2 separate regions of the Homo sapiens genome follow, and region 1 is linked to region 2. A link is a contact called in ENCODE Hi-C or POLR2A ChIA-PET data. All regions are on one chromosome and are shown on one strand. The core of a region is the stretch at or near the end of the contact, and the rest is flanking DNA. Distances in the headings are between cores, read along the strand shown.

Evidence for each region. A loop is a pair of places that touch in the nucleus more often than their neighbours do. ChIA-PET counts read pairs that join two places held with the same protein, here RNA polymerase II (POLR2A). Pooled maps may share reads with other maps.
Region 1: a loop to region 2 is called in a map of OCI-LY7, with 4 times the contacts of the local background. The contact joins two enhancer-like sites. A Hi-C loop is called at or near these places in 1 of 168 maps with a recorded cell type or tissue (OCI-LY7), 2 of 37 single-sample maps with no recorded cell type and 4 of 50 pooled maps. POLR2A ChIA-PET finds 5 or more read pairs at or near these places in 1 of 52 experiments (OCI-LY7).

The regions. Positions count from the first base shown.
Region 1 is chr7:24,717,609-24,721,091 of GRCh38, reverse strand. It overlaps GSDME (gasdermin E), which reads left to right. Exons shown (of 10, transcript NM_001127453.2): 4 at 1,874-2,045. Among named protein-coding and RNA genes, the nearest start is that of GSDME, 38 kb to the left of the region's middle. RefSeq lists enhancers at 432-531, 2,029-2,218, 2,339-2,538, 2,825-3,412. Within about 2 kb of position 2,076, at least 4 of the 41 ENCODE cell types and tissues checked have a DNase peak (open chromatin) inside an H3K27ac peak, as active enhancers do; they include OCI-LY7, where a contact is called at or near this core.
Region 2 is chr7:24,323,511-24,327,129 of GRCh38, reverse strand. The region is part of intron 1 of LOC107986777 (a long non-coding RNA gene); the gene reads left to right. Among named protein-coding and RNA genes, the nearest start is that of NPY, 41 kb to the right of the region's middle. RefSeq lists an enhancer at 1,132-1,201 and a silencer at 1,028-1,238. Within about 2 kb of position 1,294, at least 2 of the 41 ENCODE cell types and tissues checked have a DNase peak (open chromatin) inside an H3K27ac peak, as active enhancers do; they include OCI-LY7, where a contact is called at or near this core.

The sequences.
Region 1 (3,483 bases), core at 827-3,326, 390 kb before region 2:
CTGCAGCCCCGGTAACCTCCAATCTGCTTTCTGTCATTATGAATTTGCCTGTTCCAGATATTTCATATGAGGAACCACACAATATTGCTCATTTGTCCCTGGAGTGTGTTACTTGGCATAATGTCTTCAAGGTTCACCCATGTTGCAGCAGATGTCAGAACTTCACTTCTTTTTTTTTTTTTTTGAGACGGAGTTTCGCTCTTGTTGCCCAGGCTGGAGTGCGGTGGCACAATCTCAGCTCACCGCAACCTCCGCCTCCCGGGTTCAAGCAATTCTCCTGCCTCAGCCTGCTGAGTAGCTGGGATTACAGGCATGTGCCTGGCTAATTTTGCATTTTCAGTAGAGACGGGGTTTCTCCATGTTGGTCAGGCTGGTCTCGAACTCCCGACCTCAGGTGATCCACCTGCCTCGGCCTCCCAAAGTGCTGGGATTACAGGCATAAGCCACTGTGCCCGGCCCAACTTCATTTCTTTTTATGGCTGTATGATATCTCATTATATGACTATAACACATTTTGTTTCTCCATTCATCTGTTGATGGACACGTGAGTTGTTTCTATTCTGGGCAGGTGATTACATTGAGATGGGACTTTCCTAGCTACTCACTCCAGTTCCAGGGCTACTTTCTGAAGCCCAGAGAACCTGAGTCTGTCTAGGATGGGTGACCCAGCATGTGTGTGGTCAGGGATGGGTGCTGAGCTTTTCAAGGTAACTAACCTCTTAAAAAAAGACCAGCATGGATACCATAATTTTTCTTGTGCTGTCACCAACTCTAGTTTGGTTCTTTTCCTGTCCATTTCATAGAATCATAGTATTGAATGAGATCTCCAGAGAAGTTATTTCATCATTTGCTTCTAAGCATGAAATCATCTCCTGTAAATAAAAATTTAGTCTGTTCTTGAAAGTTTGCAGAATTTCAAGTGGCTGGGTGGGAGCCCCAAATCTCTGCTGAGTGACTCTGGATAGGCCATGCATAACCAGCCTCAGTTTCCCCATGTGTAAAAAGACATCAAACCCCTTCTAAGAGATGAAACATCTTTCCTAGACAGGTTAAGAAGTTTCCTCTTAGTTCAAATCTAATTTCCTTCTTGCTACTCATACTTTAGGCCTATTCCTTTCTCAATGAGAAGCAATTGGTCACCATTCCTCCCATCATAATCCTGTATTCCCTGGGCCATGGCTGTGACGTCTGACATCCTTCAGCTCTGATTAAATAAAAAAGTGGAGTTTCCAGGGTCTAAGGTACATGGATTGCAGTTTCCTTCCTGGTTAGTTTTCTTTTCTTTTCCTTTTTTTTTTTGAGATGGAGTCTTGCTCTGTTGCCCTGGCTGGAGCGCAATGGCATGATCTCAGCTCATTGCAAATTCCGCCTCCCAGGTTCAAGCGATTCTCGTGCCTCAGCCTCCTTAGTAGCTAGGATTACAGGTGTGTGCCACCACGCCTGGCTAATTTTTGTATTTTTGGTGGAGACAGGGTTTCACCATGTTGGCCAGGCTGGTCTCGAACTCTTGACCTCAAGTGATCTGCCTGCCTCAGCCTCCCAAAGTGCTGGGATTACAGGTGTGAGCCACCACGCCTGGCCCTGGTTGATTTTCTTTTCTTCTCCTTGACAACCGGCGCTGCTGTTTGACTGAAAGCCCCCTTCCCTCTGGCATCTAGCCTGGCCCCCAGAGGCCCGGCAGCTCTGAGGTGGCCTCAAGAGAGTTTGGTTTATGTCTTTCCAGGTGACCTGCCACCCCTTTCATCATGAGGAAATCAACAAAGCCTGGCTGTCACCTGCTCACTCCTCAGCTGCCTGCTGTGCAAGAGGAAATTCACACTACACCAATGTCCCCTGAGGCACTAAGCCACTCACATCCGTTTTTCTTTTTCAGAACAATAAATCTGAGAAACCCTGTGCTCCAGCAGGTGCTGGAAGGAAGGAATGAGGTCCTGTGCGTTTTGACACAGAAGATCACGACGATGCAGAAGTGTGTGATCTCTGAGCACATGCAGGTCGAGGAGAAGTGTGGTGGCATCGTGGGCATCCAGACCAAGACGGTGCAGGTGCGTGCAGTCGGGCTGCCCTGCGTTCATGGCTGAGCAGTCCTGGAGACCTTGGTTGGGGGCCTCTTTGGGTGGTGTCTTCATTAGTCAGGACTCTTTCCGTAGCAAGTTAACAGAAACCCAACTCACGTTGTCTTAAATGAGCAAGAGTGTATTGGCTCATGTAGCTGAAACACTTGGGGAAACTGGCTCCAGTCACTGCTGGATCCAGGCCTTGAGGATATATAGGGAGCTGCTTTCCCTGGGTTGATGCCCTCTCAGATGGGCTCTCCCTATGGTGCTGGCAGCTCCAGGCTTGCTCCTGATTTGCTGCAACTCCAGGGGTGAGGGGGGCCTAGGACTGGGTCTCACCAGACCGTCCCGGGATATGTTCATTCCTGAAGCAGGGCAGGGTTGCAGGCACTCGAATGGGCCAGGTGGGCTGGCGTCAGGTGCTCTTCCTGTGGGCGGCAGATGTTTCCCCAAGAAAAATGAACACACAGGCACTGATCAGGCCAAATGCAAAAGAATCCCTAGAGCCTCTCAGAGCTGGGGCTCTCACAGTGATTACTTGGAATTAGCTGCTGCAAATCCTTTGTGGGTTGAGTTAGGGCAGGTAAGATCTAGCTATCTCTACATAGATTCTTCTAGATTAAGTTATTGACAGTCTTACCAAGCTGATCTGTGAGCCAGTACTAAACTTCAATGGACTAGGTGGCCATCAGCCCCAAACTCTTTCTCCTCCAGCTTGCCATGGTGGCTGATATTTTCTTAGAGATTTACTTCTTGGGATGACTTTTGGCTTTTTCTAGAGGAACTCAGAAAGTTGTATTTGGAAGGAGCTGGAGGTAGAGGTCTGGGGCCAGCACTCTTACTGGGTTGGGGCTGGGTAGCAGCGAGGGAGGCGCCGATGGGAGATGGCTCAGGCCGGCCCTGCTGGTGCTCCTGCCACAGTCACTTCCTGCCAAAGTGTTGAAGCCTTTCAGAGTCAGGAGGCCAGCTGCCATTTCTCAACCCAAAGCAACACACTCTGACCAGGATCAAGTTGCTAAGAAAAGTTCTCTGATTGCCAGTGTTTGGCCAACAAATAGATTCTCATCTTCCTCTCACCAGGACATCGTGGGAAGGGGTCCTGTTTGTGAGAGTGTTTAAAGGCAGGAGCTTGGTGCCTGACTTCTTGGCATTTCCTGCCTCTCCTCCCTCCGGCCTCTTCCCACTTCCCTCTCTGTTCCTGGTTTTATCAGCACTGTGCACCATCTACAGGGGTCTGGAGTGATATGCACGGGGTAGGGGGCCCTCTCAGCTAGGTTCTCCCAGTCCAACTTGGCTACTGTTTAAGGTTTTCATTAGGATTTCAGTTGTTTCCATAACCTGTGATGGAGGGAATTGGGAGGTGATCTTACGTATCGTATGATCTTTGCACAGCACTGTAGACCTAACTTCACTGTATCCCACGCTC
Region 2 (3,619 bases), core at 45-2,544:
AGATGACAATTTGATTAAAAACTTTCACTAGAAAAATTGCCCTGTAACTTTGGGTCCCTAAAGCACAAGCAGAATAAAGCAGATGGTGACCGCCCTATAACAAATATAAATGACATAATTGTTTACTTGGTACAATTTAAATTCAGCCGTTAAACTTCATACAGTCAATTTTGGTAACTGATCCCCTCTGATCAAAGATTAAGTGCCTTGAGGCAAAAAAAAAATTGTTTTGACATTGTGAGATCAATAAGTGCTGGAAGCCACTAAACTGGAAGCTAGTGACACGGCCCTGAGTGTATTTTACAACGTAGATTTAGATTTCAGTACAAAGTCTATTGCCATTGTTTAAAATATATGAAAGAAGTTAATATCAGCATGTGAGAAATCATAAGTGTGATTTCATTTTATTCTTTTGTCTGGTTTTGGGATAAAATTTATCTGCTAAATAATTCTTCTAAAAAGGTCAAATTGAATTAAGAGTAAGGTTTTAAAAATGCTTTTCTAAAACATTGGTCATTTAATTGTTTCACTTCTACTAAAAGCTCTTGAATATGAGCACTCATTTAATTCTGTAAATTACTGAACCCAAGTGCTTTCGTTATGTAGCCAAAGCCCACGTGCGTCTAAGTTTTTCATTTAGAGACAGGCATTGATTTTCAACATTGCGCATCCCTCTCCAGGCACCTTGCCTTTGCAGGGGTGTGAGCACTGTTACTATTTCACACAACCATATGTGGCTTAGGCCCTGACTAAGAGATTTCTGGATTTAAAATGCTATTCTTTTCTTGTGGTGATGAGTGTGTTGAGAGACCAACCATCTTTACCTTCCTTTCAGGTCAAGGATAATGGCAGGTCTTCTAACCTCCCCAAAATCAGATCATTAGGTTCTCAACTTTCCACTCTCGTGGCTGCTACAGTTGCCCACATCTCTTTCAAAGAAGTTTTACTGAGGGCACTAGGCAAGCACACCTAGGAGGCATTCCTCAGTACATCCCTGGTTTTAATTTTGTAGCTTCCTGTAATGGAGGACAAGCCCACTAACTCCTTACTTAAGGGTAGTTCTCTTCCCACCTAAGGGTTGCTGTTCAGGAGGGGCGATGGAGGAGCACTGACTTCTCCTTAGCATTTTAAAATATTAGGGCACTGTAAAATCCCAGCTTCCTGTTGACCTCGTCTCTTCAGAACCTCATCAGGCACAGACGCAATGATGCATAGTACCTACAAATAATGGCACTGTAAAATCCCAGCTTCCTGTTGACCTCGTCTCTTCAGAACCTCATCAGGCACAGATGCAATGATGCATAGTACCTACAAATAATAGGTGCAGGCACCCAGTAATTCCCCAAGGTAGACATGTAGTTAAACTAACCAACCTGCCTGGATTGTAATAGACACTCCAATGCCGAAATGGACTACTCTGAATCCCCCAAGATAACAGATTGTAATCCACCTCCTTTTGAATAATTGTCCTCCTCTAAACATTTGAACTTTCCGATCTCAGGTATCAGAAGTGTGCGTATTTTTTACTCCTTTTTTGGGGGTGGGTGGGTGGGTGGGGGATGGAGTCTTGCTCTGTCGCCCAGGCTGGAGTACAGTGGTGGGATCTCGGCTCACTGCAACCTCAGCCTCCCGGATTCAAGCGATTTTCCTGCCTCAGCCCCCTGAGTAGCTGAGATTACAGGCATGCCATGCTCAGCTAATTTTTGTATTTTTAGTAGAGATGGGGTTTCACCATGTTGGTCAGGCTGATCTCAAACTCTTGACCTTGTCATCTGCCTGCCTAGAACTCCCAAGACTTTTTTGTAAAAAAAAAAAAATGTGGTACTACTAAACAGACGTCATACCCATGTTTAAACAAATTCTATTCTGAGGAACTGGAGAAAGAGAGAGAGACAGAGAGAGACTAATATTTCCTCCACTTACTGAGTGGAAGCCCTGGAGTCAGAAGGAGAGAGGAGCACCTACTATTCACTCAATATTTTTGCTTTGTTCTCTAACAGTGGGAGCATCTTGCCACACTAAGCATGATTCTAGTATTTACAAGATGCATATTTTTCTTTAACATAGCTACTAAAATTGAGCCAACCACTTCATTGATGCTCTACTAAAGAGATTGCAATTTGTTCCACCACTGTAAGAAAAGCTAGTGTTGGGGACCTTACTGAGAGACTGAGATGGCTTCCAATGCAGCTCTTTGCTAAAGGGTTTTTAAGGGTAATGATGACTAGAGAGAATGTTCACTTTATATTGTCTTTAGAATGGAACTATTGGCTGGGTGTGGTGGTGCACGCCTGTAAACCTAGCACTTTGGGAGGCTGAGGTGGGCGGATTGCCTGAGCTCAGGAGTTCGAGACCAGCCTGGGCAACATGGTGAAACCCCATCTCTACTAAAATACAAAAAATTAGCTAGGTGTGGTGGCCTGCGCCTGTAGTCCCAGCTACTCGGGAGGCTGAGGCAAGAGAACTGCTTGAACCCAGGAGGTAGAGGTTGCAGTGAGCTGAGATCTCACCACCACTGCACTCTAGCCTGGGCGAGAGAGCAAGCCTCTGTCTCAAAAAAAAAAAAAAGAAAAGAAAATAGAATGGAACTGTTGCACAAGATGCTTCTCTCTCGTATTTTTCTCTGTAGCTAGTTTTCATAAGCTGAGCCTGAATGTATTCACTACTCAACTTATTCAAAGGGTTTCTTTACTTACTTGGGCTCCAAATGGCACACTTCTCATGAGTTGCATTAGAGACAGAGAAACCAGATACTCCATATTAATAACATTATAGTTTTTTTTGGTCTACAGATTCGGTTTTATCTGCAGGAGCATCTCCCATGAGAGTTGAGGAAATTCATAACTGGTTGAACAGCTGTTGGCATTGATCAATGTACTTCCGGATGGACACGGCCCTGGCTTGTTTGGCATTTACATCCATGCCTTGGCTGAAAGTTTAGAGGGCACAGTGATTTCATTTGTGGATGACAAGAGCCTGGAAAGGATAGCAAATTCATTGGCTGATAGAATTAAGACCAAAAAGACTGACAGGCTGGAGCAATGGGATAAATCTAACAAGATGGATTTTATCAGCAATAGAAAGAAGATCCTGCACTTAGGTAAAACAAACCAGGACTCAGGGCATATTCTTAGGAAATTATTCATATCAATCTTGAAGTCTGGGATAATTAAGTGCAGGTACCTGATGTGCATGTGGTAGTGATGGTGAGACGTGGTTTAGCAGAAGCAGTTTTGCAGAAGATTTGAGGGTTGATATGGCTGCCAAAATCCAGTGAGATCTTAGGTTATAGAATTAGAAATAACAGCAATTACCATGGTAATGGTGGGGATTGGGGCAGTGAAAAGAAAAAGTGGGAAGGAAGAGGTCAGGAATGTCTTTCATTTTAGGAAAGATCTTCTCCATCATTTAGTGTAATATGTCCTCTAGTACCTTTCTGAGAATAAATGGAAGGAAAATTCAAGACATTTGATTTCTAAAAAATCATTATTCAACTTTCATGTTTGATTAGTAGGCTGAGGAGAAAATTTTAGGTTGGAAATGCTTTCTTTTAGAATTTTTATATATATATGTATTTTTTACTATACTTTAAGTTCTACGGTACATGTGCACAACGTGC